Linked DNA regions of Homo sapiens: all the other regions are linked to region 2. A link is a loop called in an ENCODE intact Hi-C map of the cell type or tissue named here. Cell type or tissue: dorsolateral prefrontal cortex. All regions are shown on one strand. Region 1 overlaps TCF7L2 (transcription factor 7 like 2). Region 2 overlaps TCF7L2 (transcription factor 7 like 2). Region 3 overlaps VTI1A (vesicle transport through interaction with t-SNAREs 1A).

Region 1 (8,000 bases), 58 kb after region 2:
TTGAAAACCTCTCATACAGAGCTTTGGATGAAAATCTGAAAAAAGGAGCATTGCAGAAAATGTTAAATTAAACAACAACCAAAGTGTCTGCAAAGCTCAGCAAGAGATCAAGTGGAGAAGACGATGGGTCGCTTTCACTTTTGCATGTGATGAAATTCTCATCTCAGCCCTCAGCCCTGAGGCCCTCTCATCGCTGCTATGTCTGGGCTGCACGCTTCCCCAAGCCCCAAGTCAAGCTGCCTGCCTGCCCAGGCTTCTTTGAATTCCATCAGAATTCAGAAACACCTCGCTAAATCAGGAACAGTCAGGGGCACAGAGACACCACGCCAAAAGGCAGGCAGATAGCAAGTCCCGGAATCGGGGCAAGGATAACTTCAGAGTCTCATCCCATGGGGCTTCCCCTCCCCAGATCCTCTCTTTGGGCTTCCTCTACCCCTCATCATGCCCTCCTACAAACATCTTCTCCCCCAAGTTTTCACACTTCCAAGGAAAATGGGGAAAGGGAAAAGCAGCTCTGACTACAGCCTGAATTCATTCCGAATGTAAAAGAAGCCCTCTTCCAATATTGGGGTGCATTTCCAGGAAAATGTGGCAGAATCACTCTGTTTACTCCAGCCTCGGTGATGCTGCCACAACGCAGCACAACCTTCAGTCAAGCTATTAACTTGAACGTTGAACTTCACAGCCTGGCTGTCTTCCTCAGCCTTCCTTTTGATGTTACCTCCAAAGCAAAAGATCAAAGGCTTTGAGTGTGGTGAGGGGAAGTCCCAAGCTCTTAGCCTACCAGCCTGTGATATATGTTAAAATCCTGGCCAAAAGAGAGTGAGCAGGAAAGGGAGCCAGCTCCAGAGGCCTGGGGTGGGCAGGGGGCAGGGGATGGAGGCTAGAGAAGGAATGAGGTTGCCCGTGACGGAGGCCTCAGGGACACACAACCCAAGTGCTTCAAACACACAGAACCCCCCAGAACGAAAGCGCCTTGGCAGGCATCACACGCCCCCACACACCTCTAAGAGAGCCAGATGCTACCCCATGATCCTTCTCTCACACAACGTGCCCCCATCCAATCATCCAACAAACTTGGGCTCACAGCCTAGGAAGAAAGCATTTGTTAACTGAATAGTCATCCCAGGTAATACACAAGGACAGAGATGCCAATGCTGAAGGGAAAGGAATGTAGTTTTAAGAGGGTGCAAAACACAGACAGGAAGATGTCTCCCTTAAGGGTGTGCCACATAAAGGACGGAAGGAAAAGGGCAGGTGCATCAGTGAGGACAGCAGGTGCAGGACTGGAAGTGGGAAGGGCAGGAGGCTGGAGAAGCTGAAAGTGCCAGCGTGGCCGGAGGGGTGAGCAGAGGCTGGCCAGCTGCACAGGACTTCCAGCAGCAGCACAGCCCTGTCCTGGGCTTTGCCCCACAGGGCATGTTTCTTATGAAGAAACATCCAGAGATGCCAACACATTTCCATTTGGGAGTGGCAAGCAGACATGAAATTAAAATTAAAACACCCATGATGATCCTATGCATATGAAGTTGGAAAAGAAAATTCAGTCTATGGCTATAGGAATCAGAAGTAGTTCCTTCTGGGAGACGGAGTCTGAAAGGGAGCAGGAAGAGCCTCTGAGATGCCAGAAAAGTTCCTTATCTTGATCTGGGTCGTGGTTACACAGGTAACACAGGAAAACCTCACAGTCCTAGATACCTAGGTCTGCGCACTTTGCTGTAATTTATACCTCAGTAAATATTAATAGGGGAGGAAAGGAAGAAAAAAAAATCCATCACTGGCCCCTGCTGCCTGATCCTCCAGCGTGAGGGATTGAGGCAGAGCCAGGCTCTAGAACATCACACTGAGTGAGCCCTCGGGCTGTGCTTGTTCTTACCCTGCAGAATGGGCTGGAAATACAAAAAGTAAGATTCAACTAAGAAAACAAACAAGCCTATCTCTAGCCCCTTTTCCCCTTTTAGAAACAGAAATTTGGCTAAAGGGATAGAGAAATTCTTATGGGACGACTTTCATTACGGCAGAATGTGCTGTTTCCCAAGTTGCCGCCTCTCCCAAGTTCCATTTTATTTCTTATAAGAAAAGTCTCTAAAAGGAATCAGAGACTCTTAGGGTCAAATTTATCCTGACTCTCCCCAAATCTAACAAGTTCTTCCTCTAGGAGACCAACAGAGCCGTTTTTCTCTCCTCCCCTCCTGGTTCTGAAACATTCCTATTGGAATGTTCTTTTCTTACCTCTGTGGATCCCCTGGACCAGTTTTGGTTTTTATTTCCCAGAACACAGAACACCTACATTCCACATTTAAACAATGACACTGTGACCGGCCCAGACAGTTCAAAGAAAACAAATCTGACAGAGGGAACTACCAGATCCATCAGCTAAAATCCTGGCCCAAACCACTCAAGAGTATTTTTTTTTCTTTCCTTCCTTATTCCAGGCAAGCAATTTGGGATAACGATGAGGACAAACACTTGGAGAATGACTTCCTCCTCCCCCCCAGCCAACCCCTTTGCAGACCACCTTTCTGGAGCAAGCCTCACCCCGAAGTACAAGGAGGGGCCACACAATCTCAAACCCTTGCGCAAACAGGGTGGCAGGGGGTGAGATAACCACAACCGCATCCTTCGGGCAAGCAGCTCAGGGCACTGTAGGAGCCACTGGGCTCTGCTAAGGGGTTGTCGAGATCAAGGGGAGAGGGTGTCTCCCAAAGCCAGAGCTGAGCCCAGCAGGTCACACCCACAATGAACCTCAGAGTAGAAAAGGACTTAGAATTCAGCCAGGTCATGCTCCCTGCCTACAGTGAGAAAATTTAAGACCAGCAAGATGGGGCACCCCTCCACAGCTACCCTGCTAGCCAGCAGCAGAGAAGGACCCACCTCTAACCCATCTTCTGAGACCCAGTCTTTCTCCCAGCACCTCCCCACAACATGCACAGTGCTGACGGGATCGTGGGAGGGCCCTGCAGCACACACATTCATAATGGGCCATTGGAATGATCAGGCGGCGTGGTAGACCACCTATGACACCGTCTTCAGCGCTAAGAACCTCATTCATGCATGCATTCATCATTCCTGTTTGACCCAACACGTGCTAGGTGCCAGGAAATGTGTCTATGGTCTGGACGGTCCTAAAACAAAAGCCTCCCCCTTCCCCTGAACCGAGGCAGCTACAAGAGGCTTACAGAGCAAGACTTTCTGAGGCATCAGAAGGAGGGGTTAAGAAATGGAACCCTAGGCTGGGCACAGTGGCTCACACCTGTAATCACAGCCTTTGGGAGGCCGAGGCGGGCGGATTGCCTGAGGTCGGGAGTTTGTGACCAGCCTGGCCAACACGGTGGAACCCCATCTCTACTAAAACACACGAAAATTAGCCGGGCATGGTGGCGGGTGCCTGACATCCCAGCTACTCAGGAGGCTGAGGCAGGAGAATCGCTTGAACCCGGGAGGCGGAGGTTGCAGCGAGCCAAGATGGCACCATTGCACTCCAACCTGGGTGACGAGAAACTCCATCTCAAAAGAAAAAAAAAATAAAAAAGAAATGGAACCCTCAAAAGTATACGTCAATTCACTGTGGGAAATTTTATGCTAATTGTCTGAAGACGTTTAAGATTGAGTCACAACTGGGAGAAGAAAAATGCCAGACAGAGAAGCTTTCCTACAAAAAGTAAAATTTTTGAAAAGAAATTTGTTATTTCATTAGTCTGGTCTATGACATACCTGGACCTATTCATCTCTTGGGTGTGAAATACAAGCCAAGGACCTTAAAGTTCCACTGTCCACGTGCTGCACATTCTCCAGGGGAAGGACTGGTGAATGAACAGTTAAACTTTAACTTCCACACCCATCTGCAGCTCCATCACGGCTTCCTAAAATATTAACATGGCTTGCCTGGAGTCTACAGAGACCCCATACTTCCTCTGGCTTCAAATCCATCCTACTCCCTGCCCTGCCAAGACTCTTTGGGCTTTCTCTCCACAGTGGCTCACACTGTTCTTCCTGCCCCAAACAGCACTACACCCCGGAGACTTCTCTACTTACAGGCACTCTTCTTTCCTCCAATAAAAAGTCCGCCCTCTCTTCAATGAACTGGTGGAATCTCTTCTCAGTCATTAAAGCCAAACTAACTGATACTGGGCAATCAACTTCCCTGTGCTACCTAGGGCTCTGTTTCTTCAGTCTGTGACACCCCAATGGGAAACTTAGCTCTGCTTGATTCTCCCAGCCTCAAGGGTACCTAAAATCCCTCTAAAGGTGTATGTTTCGCCAGGTTCTGCACTCAAAAGGTGCTCCTCTATGGTCCCTGTTCCCCGTGGGTGTGTACACAGCTTCCAGCTTCCTTCCACCAAGCACAGAGCCTGCTGAAAGCCATGGTGGCCTACACCATCTCAGGGAGTATATTTTCAGCCGAACAGAACAGGGCTCAGATCCTGACGTTGATTGATACTCGCTGCCTGTGGGACCTCAAGCAAGTTCCCTAAAAGAAAAGTTCCTCACCTGTTTCATTTCATGAGAATCCCATCCACGGTCCTCAGAGGGCTGGAGAAGGGACAATTGCTATGCTCAGTGGTTGGCACAAAGTAGGTTATCTTGATAGATGAGTTCCCTCTTCACCTCCCCTACTTGCCCATAAATCGTTTGGTAAGTTACAAGAAGCAAAGATAACATGATGCGGGCTGGGAAACAGGATAAGAGAGGGCAGGGACAGGGAAATAGAGGGCAGTCATTCTTTCTGAGCCCAAAAGTGGGAGGGATCCAAGCCCAACCTCAGAGACCATCCCCAAGCCATGCTGAGGCTCTGGGGACAGCTCGCTACAAAGCAGACACTACTGGCACCACATGGGTGGCTGGGAAACAAAGGCCCTGGCAGCCAAAGGGTCTCCAGGGGCACGTGGGTGAGATCCCACAAAGAGAAGGCATCAAAAAGAGGCCCCAAATCAAGACCTGATCACACATCAGCCACAATAAATAATGTTTGCTCAAAGGTGGGAGGTGGGGGGAGTTGGAAAGAGACAGGCCCTTATTGGAGAAGGCCGACTTGCATATCCAATGTGGAAGAAAAGCTTGTTTTGTATGTTATACAATGGAGACATTGTTCACAAATGCTTTGCCCATACATAATCAGGCCTGCCTCTGGTTATTACATAAGTCTCTGATAGTTTGAGATTCCAAAAATTAATTTATTTCTATACTTATTCATAAGAATAAATATTTCCTTTTATTTTTGTGTGCATACACGCACACATATCCATGCACAGAACACCACAGGCTCTAAAATGAAATTTAGAGATGAGCAAAATGTATTGACATATGAAATTGTTCAAAATGATTCTATCTAAAGGGATGGTGAACTTTGACTTCTTCAACACATCCTCCTCCAAGAAAAAGTGGAGGGATAATGTGGTTTTTATTTTCTTTCATATCCGCATTTTTTTTAAGAACAAGTCTCAAAATAGAAGCAAAGGCACTTTAACAGAACCTCTAGACAAATGAAAGGAGATTCTTTTCCTGCTAGTTCTAAGGGCTATTTTCCATCTTGCCTGAATCTTGATGTTCCCATCAACCAACACCAGGACTGGGGCATAGATAAGCATCCCCCACAGCGATCATGGGGGCAGCAAGTGTGAGTTACCTTATCAAATGTAGAAGAGGACACACACACACCCCCACACACAGCCAGGGCTTCTCCACTGCAGCACTAGTGACATGTTGGGCTGGATGACTCCTGTCACAGGGGGCTGTCCTGGGCATTGCAGGATGTTCAATAGCATCCTTAGCCTCTGCCCACGAGATGCCAGGAGTACCTCCCAATGACTGGCCATGCTAAATGTCTCTAGACATTGCCAAATGTCCTCTGGTGAGCAAAATCACCAGCATTTGAAAACCGCCGACCTAAACAACTTGCATCCAGCAGCCCCAAGGAACAACACAGCAGCTCCCATCTAGCTTCTTTGGTCAGGATATCTGGCACACAACAGGCTCAAGGACCAGCTGACTGAACTGAAAACATCTGGATCAGGGTTTGCCACTTTGATACCTTTGTATGAAGTCCGAGGCCTCATACAAACCTGAACACAACCTACAGGCTTCATAAGTCACAGTTTTTCCTTCCTAAGAACAGGAGCTGGGGATGAAACCTGTCATCCCATTTAATTCTCATCATCATCCTTGGTGGAGGGTAGTACTGTGCCATTTCACAGATGAAGAAACTGAGGCCCAAAGAGAGATACCAGGATTTGCCTCACGTCTCGTAGCCTCTAAACAGCTGGGCTCAGACCTTAAAAGCCCTTCCTGCCTATGCTGATAATCAGAGACAAGGTAGTGCTGGGTTTCAAAGGGGCTTTTAATTCTTTAGGAAATTACTTTGGAGGAAAAGAAACAAACAAGACTATCTTAGTGAAGCCAGGCTTGGAGTCACATCTCTTCTGTTTAATCATCACTCAACACTCACAAGACAATAAAAATTCCCTTCGTGTAAACAACGAGTATGATCAAGGGTGAGTTGGTTTGGTTTGCTGTGTATGTGTTAGGGGGCATGATAGGGGGGTCACCCAAGCCATCTCTTATCCCAGTACCTCCAAACTTTCTTTGTGTCATAAACCAGAAAGGTTAGGGAGCCCTTTCAGGAGCTACCCTGCCCTGAGTAAAGTTTAGAGTAGTCCTCCCTCCAAACCAAAAGAAGAGAAGGGAAAAAAAAAAATCCACTTAATGATTGAACACTAAGGCATTAGAGATGTGGGCTCCGTAACCCAGCCAGCCAGCCACTTCTCTGAGAACCAACCTACCAGCTAACAGCACAGAACTCGGAGCTGGCTGGCTGGGGTTCTACTTACCCTGCAGGCATTTTTCTTATTTCAAAGTTTCTATTAACTCCCCACTGATGTGCCCTAAAAGAATTTTTAAGGGCTTGGAAACACATAAATAAAATACTCTTTGTTGGACCACTACAGCCAAATGAAAGTCTTTCACCTGCAGCAGTGACGATAAAAGTTTCAGGCCCTGCTTTCACAGGAGCCATCCGAAGACGGGAGAGCCCGGAGTTCTCAAACCGCCTGTCACTCTCCTGCCCTCCAAGCCAGCACATTCCCCAGCCAAGGGCAGGGCGAGGAAGACACGCTCACTGCACGAACAGGTTGCAGGAAGCATTCCTGACTCCAGGCCTGCCCTCCGGAGCACTCTGCGTTCCTCCTGAGCCTTCCAAAAATACCCAGTTAATCATGTTTGTCAAAACCCTGTTCACACATAAAGATGAAGCAGAATCCTTAGAGACTGCAGTGGAAGGCCGGGAAGTGAAGGGTGGGGGAATGGCCCTAGCGGGGTTTGGAGGAGAAGAAATAGGACCCAACCATATCAAACACCCAGAAAGAGAAAAATTAAGGTGCCTGTCCGACTGGAATAGTGCAGTAAATCCGATGCCACTGTCTTCAGGGGCAGAGCCTAGGGTATCCATATCTCACACTCATGTACCCAGAGCCTTCTCACAGAATTAGGATTCCTTGCCCTCCCCTCCGGGCCCGTGAGATGGCTTGCCAGTGGTAAGGATAACAGCAGCACTGCCAAAGGCCATCCTAAGCAAACATCACTGCTTTCGCTGTCCAGGAAAGCCATCATCCAAACTCCCACTTGGCAGCTATTGAATAGCTATGGTGCTTTGCTATGTGCTAGGCCTCAAATCTGGGCTGCTGGTTAAATCCAGGATCTGTCACTTTGCCTTTCTGGGCCTAAGAATTCCTCACCTTTAAAAAGACCGGCCATACTATGACCCACTCCCTACCAGTTGTACAACTGTACTTGTATTTGACAGTGGTCTCAAGCCCCAGTCCAGGCAGGTCTCGTCTTTTCTTCTTCCCTCCAGAACCTACAAAGTAGTGTCTAATTCACTACCATGCACCTGGGTAGTGAATTAGACAAACATTAACAAGGTATTGTTCCCTCTCTATCACAGCTTGCTCCCCAAGATGGTGCCTACACCCATCACAGATGGAGTAAACAAACAGAGTGAGACT
Region 2 (8,000 bases):
ACAGATAAGGAAACTTGGAGATTATTAACTTCTCAAGCTGATAAAGCAAGGAGGCAGCTGAGCCAGAGCCCAAACCAAAACCTGTCCATCTCTAAAGCCAGAGGTCCTAACCACCAGGCTACATGACCCTACCCCTTCAGAAGCCCCAGTTATCCCGATTCTTAACAGATAAAGAAACCGAGGCTGCATATTAAGCGCTTCATAAGTAATTCCACAGCTGCAGGTGGATAAGCCAGACAGCCGGGGCCACATAAATACTGTGTGAGTTTGGAAGCAGGAATTACTTTGTCCAATATACTGAACAAAAATAAGGTCCTATTCCAAATAGCACCCGTAAGGTATACTCACACCATGGGTAGCTGGAACAAAGTCTCCATCTGCAACTGCAGATCTATGAATGTCTTCTGGTCTCTGCCCTTGACTCCACCTAAAATGTTTCCAAACTGTCTGGATGTGACATTTCAGACTTCTAAACAGGAGGCATTCAAAACAGGCCTTTTGCCTATTCATGAGGTTGCTGCCTGGTAAACAACATCCTCATAGGCCACACTAAACACCTTGCCTGCACTGGGTACTAGGAGTAGCTGGTACCAGAGCGGCCACAGTGTCTGGCAACTGGAGCTCTGCCTGGCCCAGCTTCCCAGCTTGTAATTCAATGACAGGTGGAGTCAGGGAACCTGGCCCTTTTTTCCCTATGGAATGGGATGATCCCACCATCCTCTACACAAAGCCTTCTGGTCTCTGGGTGAATATGCATGGAAATATGAAGGCTGAGCATTATTTATATCAATGGTCATTAGAGGTGACAATGGCAATTGACAAGTTTAGGTGCAAGGCCTACTGTTCACCAAGTCTGGCTAGACACTTGTGCTTCAGCTGAAAAATCAATGGGCAGGCCTAGAGAGGGGAAGAAATTTCATTTTGGGAATGACAAAATATTTTCCCAAGCCCTCAGCTGCTTCATTAATGCTTGCCTTATTTGGAGAAAAAGAAACCCGGCTGAAGCATCCGTGGTAGTTTTATATGCCGTGAACTGGCAATGTTTTGGAACAAAAAACAACTTTTGCACAAGGGTACTTATGGCATCATTATCGCATTTTCCAAGACCAGCTACAGTGCATGCCAGGTAAAAAAGGGAAAAGCTGATGAACAGTAGTACCTTCACCAGCAGCAAGGCTGAAACAAGAGGGCTTTAGAATAAATCTTGGTCCATGTGCACGTTTATGGCAAAATAACCCATGTGCATTTGCCTTATAAAAGTGTTACAGGTAGGCATACTTATATAATTTATTTAATGTTCTTTAACATCCATGCTTACTTGGGTTTCGTACAATTTATTAAGCTTTCAGCCTGGCCTACAGAAAAAGGAAAAACAGAAGCAGATGTGAGCCTACTACCCGCATTTACATGTTCACCAACCTTCTGCAGAGCACGGAACCAGCTGGTAAATACCTCTGCAGCCACCATTTGGGCCTGGCCCCTCCCTCTCCCAGAGGAGGCAGTTCCTGACAGGTATTAGGCTCCTTCCGGCTAGCTTGAGTGAAAGAATAAACACCTCAAGCAAGAAAATTGTGATGCCTGATTGGAAGCCTGTTACATATCCCAAAAGAAACAGTCCTTCTTCAGGAGATGAGAGGCAAAATGGCAGGGACTCCACCTGACTCCAGCAAGCTCTTAACAATCTCTCCAAATACCAATAAACGCCTCCCCTTCCTCGCAGGAGTTCCCTAGACTTGTCTATTTCAGGAACCTCACTGCCTTTTAGGAACCTCCTTGAATCTGCTTGGATGACGACACATCATCCATCCATCCAACGAAACACACACACACACACACACACACACACACGCCACATCCATGTGCACACACACATACACTCTTCTCCTACTGCCTACTCTTCCTCATGCCTGGCCCTTCAGTTTAACATTTACCAGATCTCTCGGGACCTTCCCCTTTTCCTAAAGAACTCTTTCATTGCTCTTTTCTTGGCTCCTTTTTCTTGTTGCTTTCTCCACCCTCCGGCTCCTTGGGAGAGGCAAGGAATCACCCGGGTGTGGGGGTTTCAACAGAAGCATGCCAGGAGGACAGGGAGGACTGGTGACAGCCTCAGATAACAGAATCAGATTAATGTCCCATCCGGTGTCAAGTTTCCTTTGGCCCTCAGAACTCACACTCCCTCCTGTGTCCACCAGGTTCCCATCTCCCGCTCTCCTCTCCTCTCCATCCCTCACTCTCATCTTCCCTCCAGCCAGAGCAGTGCCACATTCCAGGGCCACCACAATCTCAATCCATTCACCAGCACTGTAAAATGCCATGACTTCATTGTTTAAGAAACTGGGAGGACACAAGGAGCCTGTCTTTTGGCCCAACATAAAAGCAGCCACACAGTTTGGTTGGGTGGCCCCCGAAGCCCATGACCGTCAAAAAGGAAGTTTATCAGTAAATATAAGCATTAGCCTATCATCAGAGAGTATGTCTCCCTAAAGTCAAATTTGCAACCCCAAACACTACTCCAAGGATATAAGACATATGTAGGCATCGGGTGGGGCGGGTGTCATGAGCTTAGAGCTATTTCTTGAAGTAGGGCTTAGGAGGGCCACCCGCAGAGAGATTACAGGCACGGTATAACTTCACAACAAAAACACTGTACTGTTTGCAAGCACTCCAGTAAAAGTAGGAGACAGAGAATTGAAATTCAGAGTTCGCAGGTCCAGAATTCATTCCGTGCATTGCTTCCTCGAATGTAAAATGAGAGACCTGATGCACAGTCCCCAACTAATTATTCATGATACATGTGTATCTATAAACAGACACACTCTCTACCTTTTGTGGCTGTTAATGTTTAGGACAAAACCATCATGCCCAATGTATTATTCAGTCTTTGGTAGTAAAGGCCTCAAAATGAAACCCCCAGTCATTTATTAAGACCCTGGAGTCTCCCTTGGGCTAGAGACCCCAGGGGGACTGTAATAGACCACAGAGCCCTGACCTCCAGGTTCAACTCCTTCTCCAGCTTATATTAAAACACTTAATGGACGCTTAATTGGACCGAATTTTACCTAGATGGCAAAAACTAAATAATCTGGCCTAGAAAGACTAAACTATCTCTTAACCATTATCTGTTTATATTCTCACCTGCCACCCTATCCCCAAAAGGTGGTGTGTGGGGGAAGGGGGAGACAGTAAGAAAAAAAAAAAAGTGCAGTAGCCATAGAAGAACCACACAAGAAAGAAATGTGACCAGAAGCAGCAAGAGAAACTTCTACGTCAGGAAAACATTAACTTCTGTTCCTACTGTGTTAGACCTAAGGGCTAAGGTTTTCACGGAAACCTTATGTGGTCCATTTCCTCGTAGCGAACATGGATGTATTTTGTGAGCACTTGGGAAGCAAGAGACAAGAACTAAGCAGGCACTAGGAACTTCTAGTTGAGGAGGGAAGCAGCCAGCTCTCCAAGATGATGTGGCAACAGCAGGGGTAGGCAAAGAACACAGGGGTTTGAGGAGAGCCTTCTGCAAGTGGCTCCAAACTTTAGCCTTGGAAGAGGTGATAGAGGACTGGTTCAGTGGCTTCCTTCTATCAGTCATCTTCATGAAACTCATTTCTTCCACAGTCACACGATGTCTGCTGAAGAGTATGTCCAAGCGATTCCAGTCATGGTGTACAACTCACACTTTTGCTCTCTACACCCTCAACCCCAACCCCAGCAAAACTTTAATGAAAATCGCCTTGCCTTTTGTTAATAACAAAATAAACAGATGTAGAATGACGGTGTTTGCCTCTTTCCTTTTATTTGTGCCATGCTTCTAAAGCTCTCTCCACTTCTAAGTCACCAAAGAGATTCTTTTAGAAACATCTTCTAGCTCTCAAGGAAGAGACTAAAAATCCTGACACTCTCGAGAGGGCAGGCGTTGCCAACTTTTAACTCCTCACCTGCTAGTGCGTTCGCCAGCGAACAAACTGGGAATTCCCTTTGTCAAGAAAAAGATCAGAACGTGAACTGTACAGTTCCAGGGGAGGATCAATAACCGTCAGAGGGAAAAAGGGAGAAAAAGCAGGCACTTAATTCACTGCCCTTTCATCTCCACGGAAGAGCAAATTTCCTAGGTGACACGGCCCTCCCTTGCCTCCAAAGTCTGGTCCAACTAATAACGTGTGAAATATTTGTGTGATCTGCACCCTTTCTCACTAATACCTGCGACAATTACTACACGTATCCTCACTCACACCTAGACATAAGAGGGAAATTGGAAATTGAAGTTTCAAAAGTCACTGGAGAGATTAATCCACCTGGGCTGAGTTTACGCTGTTCCCTTAAATTAAGGAAATGTATAGGAAAGTGGCCGCGTTATCTACTGAGCACCCCAAGTGAAGGATAGGCAGATCTCCATGCAGACGCTGGACCTCAGAATACACTCTGTCCCAGCGAGGCACAGAGAACTGCTGTCATCCATAAGCTCTTTGCAAAATGACCAAAAAAACACAGGTCTCCACTTCACCAACGGGGGACCATGCCAGCTGGCAACCAGCCTTGGGAAACCCTGTCCCCCAAGGGTCACTGAAAGAAGCCATGAGGTCAAGAGCTTGATTTTTGTCGGGGGGGTGAGGGGTGGTGCAGGTAGGGGCCACAAGGTTGGAGGCTTAAATATTTGAATAACAGATTCAAAGGGAGGAGGGTAAACGCACACATCAAGTTTGATCGTGGATTCCCAAGACCTCTTGTATCTGTGAGATAACCAAGGAGCTTACTATCCACCAGCCCTGAAGTCCTCAGGCCTCCCAGATAAAAAATGCAAGATTTTGCCTAGATGTGATAGGGTTCTGAGGCAGCCAGGACTCCACATGGGTGGCTACTAGGTCATCGTCACACAGCAGCCAGCCACAGCTGCCTCGCACTCAGCCACAACAGGCGATCCAGCCATTCTGGGCGGCGTCTTCTCCTTGGGGACACAGCGCCTCTTTCCAACAACACTGTTCCCTATGTATTTTGGGCATTCCATGATCACACAGCGTACCAATTTACACTTCCGCATCTAGAAACACAGTCTTCTGGGAAAAACCTGCTCTTTTCGGTATGGCTGGGGAGTTGTGCTCTAGCTTGTAATTTGGGTTAAGGAAGTGACTTCCTGACTGACAGGAAGCAGAAGCCGAAGCTGACTTTAGCTGCCTGCAAACCCCTCGCTTGGAGAGAAAGCCTGAAGTTCTCCAAGAGAAGAAAGCTACTTATCAGGGAATCTTCCAAGAACAGAAACCTCTCCCCTGACCCCCCCATTTATTAAAACAAGTTTATCTAACAAACAACTCGAGTGCATTCGGTCCTGAAGAAGTAAGCTCAGTCACTGCTTTTGTAACAACACAGTCCTTTTAAGGCTTCTAAGGACATAATTACCAGTTGAGTTTTGAACTTTGCCCAGATAAAGGCCAATACACCAGGCTTTGCTGTTTGTTTCTCGAATCAAGTAAATTCAAGTGTGAACAGAATTCTGGATCTCCTCTGTGCCTGCAATTCCTTCTCTCAGACATAGTTACTTGCTGCCCCCCTTTATCACTAAATGCATTTTTATGGAGAGCCAAATACATTTTGTTTTTTAAAATTCCAACCACTTGATTTTTGTTCTATCTGAGCATTCTGAAGAACAAACACTAACAGGGTATCCGCTGAACAGCTAAGATGTAAATGTTATCAGAAATCACACTTCCTTTCCTAAAGCCCACTGTCATATCCACCGGGGGCGGATAATCTACATGCCAGCAAGCTTTAAAAACTGACAATATGCAAGGCTAACATTCAAATTTAAAAAGAAACACCCTGCTGTTCCTTCACACACACACACCCCAAAAATGGTATGCAGAAATATGGAAGTGAATGGCAGATAATTAAGGAGAAAACAATCTGCTCTTTTCCTATCTCTTACTGACATGTTTAATAGTTTCTAAATAAAAAATGTGATTTTCTGTCTTTTTTCTCCCCTTCTCCAAGCAATTTCCGAGCCAGCTTTGGGCAGTAAACAGTTAATATTCCACTCTCCCTGCTGCCTTGAAAACCAAAGGAACAATTGAGACATTGTCCAGTGAACAAGACTCCCAGGGACTGACATTTTTGTTTATGTCCCAGTTCTCAGACTGTCAATTTCCACTAGGCACGTTAAAGCCTGACCCGCGCACCAACACAGTCCACCGTGAGCTGAAAGGGCTCCGCTTCATTTATTTTATTAAAGCTTCGGTGTCTGTTTTTGATTCAAACTCCAAACCTCCCCAACCCCCGCCTTTTCCCCAGAAAGTTGCCTCCTAACTCTGAGACTGTGTTGCAATTCCTTCTTGGAACACTTTGCCAAGAAAAGTAACAAAATATTTTTGAATACCAATGTTTGCATGGTTTTGCCAAAAAGGGTGGGGGGTGGGAGGAGGACCTGAACAAGTGGTCCAGCCTTGAAAGCCGCATGTTTTTATGGAGTTTTGAAAATATTCCTCTGAAATGATATGCAAGCCGGTACCTACGGTGACCTAACAGTCCAAACTCTGGCACTCCGAAAACATTTAAAAGTCCTCCAATGCATCCGAAAAAACCCAAACTTCAGGTTCAAAAACAAAAAGTGTACATCAATATTTTCCTCCCAACCGATGCCACTGCCTGACAAATTGTCTGAGTTATGGCCCTAAAGCTTCCCCTCCCCACACCACTTTCCTACTCTTTTTATCCCCCACTCCCACCTTTTGGGGCATGGGGGGCGGTTGCATTAGTGATTTCGCAGGTTTGGGGTCTTGCTCCTGACACTTTATCTCCATGAAAAGCATACACAGCAGTGAGCACCGTTTCCTGTTTGCAGAGCGGGCATTAACTAAATCACACCCTATGCAGCAGCTACGGAATGCAAGAGCATATGGCATTGTGCAAGGATTTACCGAGGAATAAAAGCAGCAACGCTGGCCTGCTGCTTACTATCAAACCCTGTCACTCTGTGCTTGCGGGTCTCTCTATTTCCCACTGGCCCAAGCCCATCTCTCCATATTAACGTACAGCGCACACACACGCACACACACACACACAGCTCACGACCCAAAACCTGGAACTTTTACAAGGAACAAGACACAGGAAAGCCACATGGATCCAACCCCCCTCAGACCCCTTATTGCTCAGATTGGAGACACAACCCCTCCTTCTCACAAACTGACCAGGAAGCAAAAGGAAGGGGCTGGGGCTATGAGCTGCCCGGAGGATCACAGTGTGGAGTCCATGTTGCCCTCGGGGACCTGACACCAAAACCCGGTATAAAACCACATTTTCCAACGAACCATCTATACCTTTCTTTTCCCTCTCACCCACTCCAAAAACAGCATTTGGCCATCTTCCCATTGCAGACTCTTTGTTTAGAATTGAGGATTCCCCACCCCCTCTTCATCTCTACTCTAAAGGGCCTCTTCAGACCCATTCAGAGCCTGCTCAGGCTGCCCAAGCTGGGGCATCAGACACTGAAATAAATGGTGATACTTTCATGGCATATTTGAATGTAACAAGCCATTCTCTCCCGAAAGGAAGCCCTGTTGGGCAGTCACAAGTTGTTACTGAACCAAGGTTGAAAGACAGAATCCCTAGGGGCCAAAGGTAAGATTGTAACATTTATAGCCACCACCTTCTTCCCCCTTTAAAGGCCCTAATGAACCTACATAGGGCACACGCAAGACATTAACTTCTTCCTGCCAGAAGCTTCTATTTGCTCGATGAGGGTCCTTCTAGGCAAGCACCACAGCTCCAACACCTCCCACTGTTCACATCTTAGTTTGGTTCTTCCTGACCCTCCATCTCAAACAGCCCCCAGCCTGGTCCCTCTCTGTCCCACTGTCCTGCTCTTTCTCTGACATGGCTCCTGTCACTATGTGAAATTACCTTGCCCATTTTCAGCCGACAGAGAGCACAGAAAATAAGACCTTAGCTATGAACTGAATGACCACTGAAAAGGTCTGGCTTTCCACCTGAGAAAAGCCACCTCCCTTCCCTCTGAG
Region 3 (8,000 bases), 340 kb after region 2:
TTTACAGGACAATTTCTTCAACAAATAAATGTAATAAAAACAGGAGGGCGATCTGTAATAGATTAAAGAACGTTTAAAGACAGATCAACCAAATGCAATAGATATACTGTGTTTGCAGCCTGATTTAAACCGTCCAGCTATTTGTGAATGCTTTGGAAACAATTAGGAAATACTGAACCCAGACAGGTTATGCAGTCATTTCTAAATAGTGATTACGTTTTTTAAAAGTTATGCTGTATGTTCTAGAGATACATACTGAAATATTTACAGGTAAAATCAGACATCTGGGATTTGCTTTAAAACACTCTAACAAAACAAAACAAAAAGAGGAGAGAAGGATAAAACAAGAAGGGTGACATGTTGGTAGCTGTTGAAGATGGGTGTTAGAGACATGTGGGTTCATTACACTATTTTGTCTCTGTGTGTGAATTTCTGTAAAAAGGTTTTTGTTTTTTTTTCTTTTTTTTTTTTTCAAAAAAAGGGGGGATGGGGGAAGGAAATCTCACAGAATATAAAGCAAGCAAGACAGGCAAGCTAATGAAAACACAACCCTTATCTATAGAGTTTTTGAGTTCATGTCCAAACTTGCCCCAGCTCTGGGGTCTGAGGGAGGGCGAACACAGATTACATGAGGGAATGCACTCACTGCTCTCTTAGTGCAGGGTTACTAGGTGCATGGGAATTCACGGGGAAAGAGCAATTTGTGCTGAGTTCATAATCCCCAAGAGAGGTCAGGGCAGCTTTCTGATTGGTTGGAGGAGATAGAGCCTTCCAGGATCTACCCTGGAAGAGGCAAGCAAAAGGATCCCAGCCATAGTTTGGTGTCCTCTTTAACCTCATTCCCAGGGCAAATCCAAAACAAGTACCAACAGTACCATGCCATCTGGAATTCTATAATGCACAGCTGGCAATATGTCACGGTAAGCAACCCTCCGAACTGTAGATGATTGGCATATTTAAAGGCCACACACATCTTTTCTTCAGCTCTCTGTCTATCCTCTTATATGTTATTAATGCATGTAATAAATTTGGCCTTGGACAGGGCTTGGTTAAAGGCAATAACACCATACTTGATACAGAAATGACCTATTGGGACCTGTAATATCTCTGTGCCAGCTTTTTTCAATTAAATGACCACAACTAGCAAACAACTATTAACATGGGGACTGTGTGGGATACAAAGATATGCAGTGTCTGCAATGGTGAACCACTAAATGCTTGTAGGAGAAAAAGGGAAAAAAGTTTCTCATATAAGTTCTTGAGACAAAGATGTTATTCAGCTTTACAATCCTTTGAGCTCCTGCTAGGAATATTCCACCAGTGTCCACAATTGCAGTTAGAGGCTATCTTGATAGAATCTGTGTGCTAGAAAACCTGTAATATGCACATAATGTCCGCTCTTGCCCTGAATCCCAGAGAATGGAGGACTATTGCTACTGTACTCTCAGTGACTAGAGCAACTTCAAATTATTCCTTCATCAACTGAAAACTAAATAGAAACTATGCTTAATTGTGTTCTTTGATTTTTCTCTGAGGCTATCCCACATATTCAAATTATATTTACTTTTTAAACGATTAGGACACTGGCATTTGGAGCCCTTGCTTCCTATTTAGCAGTAACCATGCTTTCCAAACCACAGGTTTGATCAGCAGGGTGGGCCATCTGAAATTGAGATTGTCCTGAAGATTCAGGAGGTCAGCCTGCCGCATGCAGTACATGCCTTTCCCAGTTACGAAACAGAAACCCAGCCTGACCCTTCAGTCCGGGCCCCCACCTTGCAGAGCTATGGCCTGATCTTAATGTAGAATCAAGTGCTCGATGGAAAAACAGGTTACCGGGTTCAAGCTTGATCTTCTTGCAAAAAGTCCGATGCAAAACATTCCACTTCATCGGGAAGTTCTAGAGCTGAGAAGTATGTTGCTAATGTTGCTAAGAGTTCTTAGTTTTCAAGTAAGGCCAGGTATAGTCCTGTACAGGGAAGAGCACTTTTTCTATAGGTTCCTAGCTTCTAACACCTAGCAGGACACCACTGCTACCAACAACAAAACAATAATGGTGACGAGGAGGACGATGATGATGGTGGTAATTATAATATCATAATATGTAGAGTTTTAATTTTCTTTTGGGTCTTTATTAACTTTAGCCTTTACTTTGTAACTACTATTATTATCTTGATTTACAAATAAAGAACTTGAGGCACAGAGTGATTAAAATAACTTTCCTGACGTCACAAAGCTAGTAAGTGGACAAAGCCAGGCTGTCTGGCTCAAGAGCAGCAGTGTGAACCACTGTAAGACACTGCCCCTTATTGTACTAAAGAGCATTGGCTTTGAATTGATAATAGAAATGCTAGACAAGAAGCTGAATTACAAAAGCAAACGTCCAGATTTTGCCTGGACTCATGCTCAGAGTAGACTGATTAGATGAGCTCTTCTTAACTCTGGTTTCATGTAAGCATCACCCGGACAGCTGTTAAGATACTGGGAACCCACCAGTATCTGGGAACTAGAGAATATGATTCATTTGGTCTGCGGTGGGGCCTGGGCATCTGATTTTTAAAAAGCTCCCCAGGTGATTCTCACGAGCAACAAGGGCTGAGAGCCACTGACCTCTGAAGCACTTTGCAAAACTAAAAAACAAATTTGGAATTGCTGCCTCTTTTCTCTTTCTCTTGGATAGTCACAAAGAACAACAGCATGTTGCAGGCTCATATCAAATCTTTTTTTAAAAATGTTTAATTTTTTTATTATTATACTTTAAGTTCTAGGGTACATGTGCACAATGTGCAGGTTTGTTACATATGCATACATGTGCCATGTTGGTGTGCTGCACCCATTAACTCGTCATTTACATTAGGTATTTCTCCTAATGTTATCCCTCCCCCATCCCCCCACCCAACGACAGGTCCCGGTGTGTGATGTCCCTCACCCTGTGTCCAAGTGTTCTCATTGTTCAATTCCCACCTATGAGTGAGAACATGTGGTGTTTGGTTTTCTGTCCTTGCGATAGTCAAATCTTATCTGAATATAGATCCCTTGTTGTATACAGCATCTGTTAACATAGATGGGAACAGCTGTTCTAACCTTTTACAAACCAGTAATCCAGGTTGATAAATTTGGTTACTTTCTTTTAAAGAGAAAACCCTGTACCCTTAACATTGCAGGATAAGAGTGTATCAGAGCTAAACTCTCTTTCCTCAATAAGGATACAGAGGACCCCTTAAACCAGCTTACTCTCTTAACTAAGAACAAAGATCCACAATTTCATAGTTGAAAGGGCTCTTAGGTGCCATCTAACATCTCTCAGCACCACAAACACACTCCCCACCTCCCCCAATGCAGAAATGCCTTCTGCAAGATCCTTCCAGATGGTCAGTCAGCCCTAGTTTGAACAGTTCAATGACAAGAGGCCTCACTCCTTCATAAGACAACACATTTCATTGTTGGACAGATCAATTCTTCTTTATATGGGTTCAAAATTAGCCTCCCTATAACTTCTACTTGTTCATAGCTCTGTTGTTGTCTGAAATAATGGTATAAAGTCTCCTCTCCTTTCAAATGAGTGCCCAACAGCACATCATTATGGCGGAGGATGGTACACTGGAGGGAATACACAGGACTACATGGGAGCCAAGAGACTTGTTTTGAAAAGCAGCTCTGCCTCAGACTTTAGGACCGTAGTAACTAAAGCCCTTCAGGCCTTTGTTTCATCATGAGTATTAAAAGTACATAAAAACAAAGACAATGAAAAGCTTGTCAAATTGTGAGCATCAAATTAAAAGTGTAAGTCAAATGCTTTGTAACTGAAAAGTACCCTATGAATGTAAGTTGTTCTGTTATTGGTGCCTTAAGGTACAGTATTCTTACATTTGAACAATTCTTCTGTCCACAGAACCATATATTCTACTTCTGAAGTTGGTATTGTAGCGTTGCTAAATAACTGTTAACTATGGCAATGGTAAGTGAGTGCTCCTTGATGCCACCTATCGGTTATTTGTTTCAGTGACCATGAGAAGTTGGAAGATGGCACAGGAAGCAATGTGCTGATGCTGTCTTTCATTCCTCAGACAGATCAGAAGAAACAGAGCACAGCAGATTTGGAATCAGAAAATCTGCCACTCACTATGTAGGTGCCATTGAAAAAGTGAGCTAACCTCAGTTTCCCCACACATAAAACGAGAAAATAAAAGTATCAATCTTACATATGCTTCTATGAGGATAGAAGAAAATAATATGTGTTAAGTACTCAACAATAAATGTCACTGAGTAAACTGCAGGGCATTTTCACCATTTTTTTTTTTAAATCAGTGAGAACCTAGTGGCAAAGTGCTATATTCTCTCTAAAATAAACAGAGAATTTCAGATACTCCACCTGGATACAATTCCAACTCTATCATTAATTCTCCATGTGACCCACATATTTCACCTCTTAGGTCCTTGCTTTCCTAATTGGTAAAATGAGTTAATTAGACAAGCTGATCTTTCTAGGTATGCTTCTGGGACCACTAATATCCGTATCGCTAACCAAACGGAAAACAAAGTTTTAGAAGCAAATTGCTTCCTGAGAACAATTCAGTTATCGCCTAATCTAAAATACTACCATGGTAAAAAGAACATCTTCAACGTATACATTTGTTTGAAAATCCCTCCCTTTAGGAAGATATATTTGTTTCTAATGGTTCTGCTAACCACATGCCTGAGGTGAGGCAAAAGAATTTTTAAAAACTCAATAGAATCAGACATTTCTCCAAAGAAGAAATACAAATGGCCAATAAGCACATGAAAAAATGTTCAACATCTAGACATTAGGGAAATGCAAACCAAAGCCACCATGAGATAGTTCCTCACTGCTACTTGAAAAACTATAATATAAAAGATGCACAAAAGCAAGTGCTGGTGAAGAGGTGAAGAAATTGGAACACTTATTCATTGCTGGTGGGACTGGGAAACAGTGCAGCCACTTTAGAAAATAGTTTGGCAGTTTTTCAAAAGCTATGCAAAGTTACCACATGACCCAGCAATTCTACTCCTAAGTAGGCAGCAAGGAGAAATGAAAGTGTATGTTCACACAAAAACTTGTACATAAATGTCCATGACAGCATTGTTCATAATATTCAAAAAGTAGAAACAACCCAAATGTTCATCAATTGATAAATGGACAAATAAAATTTATGTATCCATACAATGGAATATTATTTGTCAATAAGAAGATTTGAAACATTATGCTAAGTGAAAGAAGCCAGACGCAAAATACCACATATAGTATGATTCCATTTATAAGAAATATCTAGAATAGGCAAATCTATAGAGACAGGAAGTATACTAGTGGATGTCAGGGGCTGGCAGGAAAGTGGGAGTGACTATTAATGGATACCAGATTTCTTTTTGCGGTGATAAAAATGTTCTACAATTGGGCTGGGTGTCGTGGCTCACGCCTGTAATCGCAGCACTTTGGGAGGCTGAGACGGGCAGATCACCTGAGGTTGGGAGTTTGAGACCAGCCTGACCAACATGGAGAAACCCCGTCTCTACTAAAAATACAAAACTAGCAGGGTGTGGTGGCGCATGCCTGTAATCCCAACTACTCGGAAAGCTGAGGCAGGAGAATCGCTTGAACCTGGGACGCGGAGGTTGCGGTGAGCCGAGATCGCACCATTGCACTGCAGCCTGGGCAACAAGAGCAAATCTCTGCCTCAAAAAAAAAAAAAAAGTTCTACAATTGTTTGTGGTGATGGTTGCATGATGCAGTGAATATCCTAACAGCTACTGAATTGTACATTTTAAATGGGCGCATTATATAACATATAAATTATATCTCAATAAAGCTGTTAAAAAAACAATAGAAGCACATAATCGATAAGGATCAAGAATCAGTTCCATTTAATCAAAGTGCAAGGAACATGTATGTTTGTATAATAGCATTTTATGTGGATAATTGCTTTGTACATTCAACTGCTTTAAACCCATTTTTGCATTTGGATCATTTTTCAAGGAGGAGATGAAATTTAAGGAAGTAAAATTGAATAAACAAGGCTATTGCAGCTCACAAAATATATTTCTTTTATTTTACTACCGAGGATCGACTCAGTGATGTAAAATGCCATTTAAAAAAAGAATGACAAAGTTTGAATGAGAAAATGTATTTCATCGTGAAAGATAAAAGTCTTTCCTTCTCTACAGTGAATACAGGTAATTTCAGAAGCAGCAGCTCCTAATTATTCACTGTTGAAAAGCTAAAAAAAGGTTCATATTGAAAACACTGACCTCTAGTTTGCTCTGTGAATGAAAGCAGACACAAATTCTCATTTTCCTAGAATTCTGGTTGATAACTGAGTTGGGAAAAGCATGCATTTCTTCATTACAGTGCAGTCGACTGTTCATTTAAATAACAATAACCTGCATAAAAGTCACAAAAGCATTATCTAGCAATTTTACTGTGTTGAAATGCATTATTAGTACTAACAATGCCAAACAGAGTAAATAAATGACTGTCTTCTTATTTTCAGCATTATTCCTGATTACTTAGCTTTATGAAAGGGTAGCATTATTATTACTGGTGCATTCAACACCTTGGTCAACACTATTTGCTTGGATAACTCTTGAATGAGAAGGGATTTCAGAATAGAGCTATATTCTTTTCTAGATTATCCAAGGGGGAAAAAATCTTCCAATTCAGTGCTTATATATCCTATATTTTTGATAACAAATGTTTGAAGAACTCAACTTCTGTTTTCTACATATGTGTAAAAACAAGAATTAAAGTCTTCATTAAAGATAGCACACTTGAAGTAGTGCTTACTAAAAAATGTAAAATTTACATCATTTGTTTAAATCAGAAGATTTCTTACCACGAACATGCTAATGCTTCAGTTTGTAAAGTTCCTTGAGCCCAAAATCTGGGCCTTTCTTTCAGTTTCTCTTTTTTCACTCCCTGAAGCATTCAGTACTCCACTAAATGCCATTGACCAAACTTGTTATGAGAGTACCATCAATCTCCCAGGTGCAGAGCAAATAGAGATTTGAAATCATTCACTCCTGAGTCTCTAGTTTGCAGGGGTTAGATTCAAAGGGGCCTCTCCATGAAAGATCTGAGCAATATTTGGCTTTAACAATGGATGGAAGTGCAAATTCCTAGAAGATGGGGCAACAGGATACATCCTTATAAAATGTTGTCATCTTGATGGGGACAGTACACACTTGAGTGACTGACTCTCATTCAGACAACAGGAGTTTTGTGGTTTGTGTGTGTGCACTGAGGCCTTGGATTTTGCTGTGGGAAGGGAGCAAGGAAGGTTGTGGGCGACACCGTAATGAGTAAATTAATTTTTAGGTAACTTAAAGGATTATGTGAGTGGATGAAAATGTTCTTCGGGGATGTGACAGATTGTATTTTCCAAAACTGGTTGCAACAATATTTCCTGCCCCACTGGTCTTCGTCAACCTGCCACCCCTGCATCAAAGAGTGGGGTATGTGTCACATCCCATCCCCTTAAACCTCGGCAGGCCCTTGCGACTGTCTTGCTGAGTAGAATGAGGCACAGAATGTGGCACTGTGTGACTTATTAGATTGGGTAAGAAAAAGCCACACAGCTTCTGCCTCTTGCTTTTGTAGCTCTCACCTTAGGTGCCCTGGGCTGCCAAGTCTGAGGCTGCCATACCGTAAGATTGCCCAAACCAGCATATGCAGGGAGACCACATGGAAGGGCCTTTTGACTAATGACAGAAAGAGAAAGGTGCCCAGCCAGTCCCGAGCTACTCCAGGCTCCTGTCCCCCCTACATAGTTCCAGCTCTGATCTCTGTCTGAAGAAGGCTCATGAGAGACCCTGAGCCAGAACACCCAGCCAAGCAACCCCTGATTTTCCTAACCCGCCAAAATCCTGAGAGACTGCTGCTGAAGTCACTGCATTTCTAGGGTGGTTTGCTACTCAGCAACAGATAACCAGGAGAAGAGAAAAAGAGAACTGAATGGAGAGTCACATCATCAACAATAGAAAGGGCA

What was found. A loop is a pair of places that touch in the nucleus more often than their neighbours do. Peaks named below come from ENCODE experiments on the same cell type or tissue, not always from the same donor. Only the 100,000 strongest peaks of a DNase experiment are listed, where the experiment ranks them.
Region 1: it touches region 2 in a loop (5-fold over the local background); 11 of 110 quality-filtered maps call a loop at or near these places.
Region 3: it touches region 2 in a loop (4-fold over the local background); 3 of 110 quality-filtered maps call a loop at or near these places.

Annotation. Positions count from the first base shown.
Region 1 is chr10:113,000,204-113,008,203 of GRCh38, reverse strand. The region is part of intron 4 of TCF7L2 (transcription factor 7 like 2); the gene reads right to left. Among named protein-coding and RNA genes, the nearest start is that of SNORA87, 41 kb to the left of the region's middle. RefSeq lists a silencer at 640-934 and enhancers at 432-1,152, 1,153-1,873. In dorsolateral prefrontal cortex, no CTCF peak of the experiment used is centred here; DNase peaks (open chromatin) are centred at 4,869 and 5,682; H3K4me3 peaks cover 623 bases; H3K27ac peaks cover 3,738 bases.
Region 2 is chr10:113,057,742-113,065,741 of GRCh38, reverse strand. The region is part of intron 5 of TCF7L2 (transcription factor 7 like 2); the gene reads right to left. Among named protein-coding and RNA genes, the nearest start is that of SNORA87, 16 kb to the right of the region's middle. RefSeq lists an enhancer at 6,971-7,599. In dorsolateral prefrontal cortex, no CTCF peak of the experiment used is centred here; DNase peaks (open chromatin) are centred at 4,901, 5,133 and 6,181; H3K4me3 peaks cover 2,894 bases; H3K27ac peaks cover 3,195 bases.
Region 3 is chr10:112,717,259-112,725,258 of GRCh38, reverse strand. The region is part of intron 7 of VTI1A (vesicle transport through interaction with t-SNAREs 1A); the gene reads right to left. Among named protein-coding and RNA genes, the nearest start is that of MIR4295, 87 kb to the right of the region's middle. RefSeq lists a silencer at 3,875-4,169. In dorsolateral prefrontal cortex, CTCF peaks have their summits at 2,272, 3,771 and 3,973; no DNase peak of the experiment used is centred here.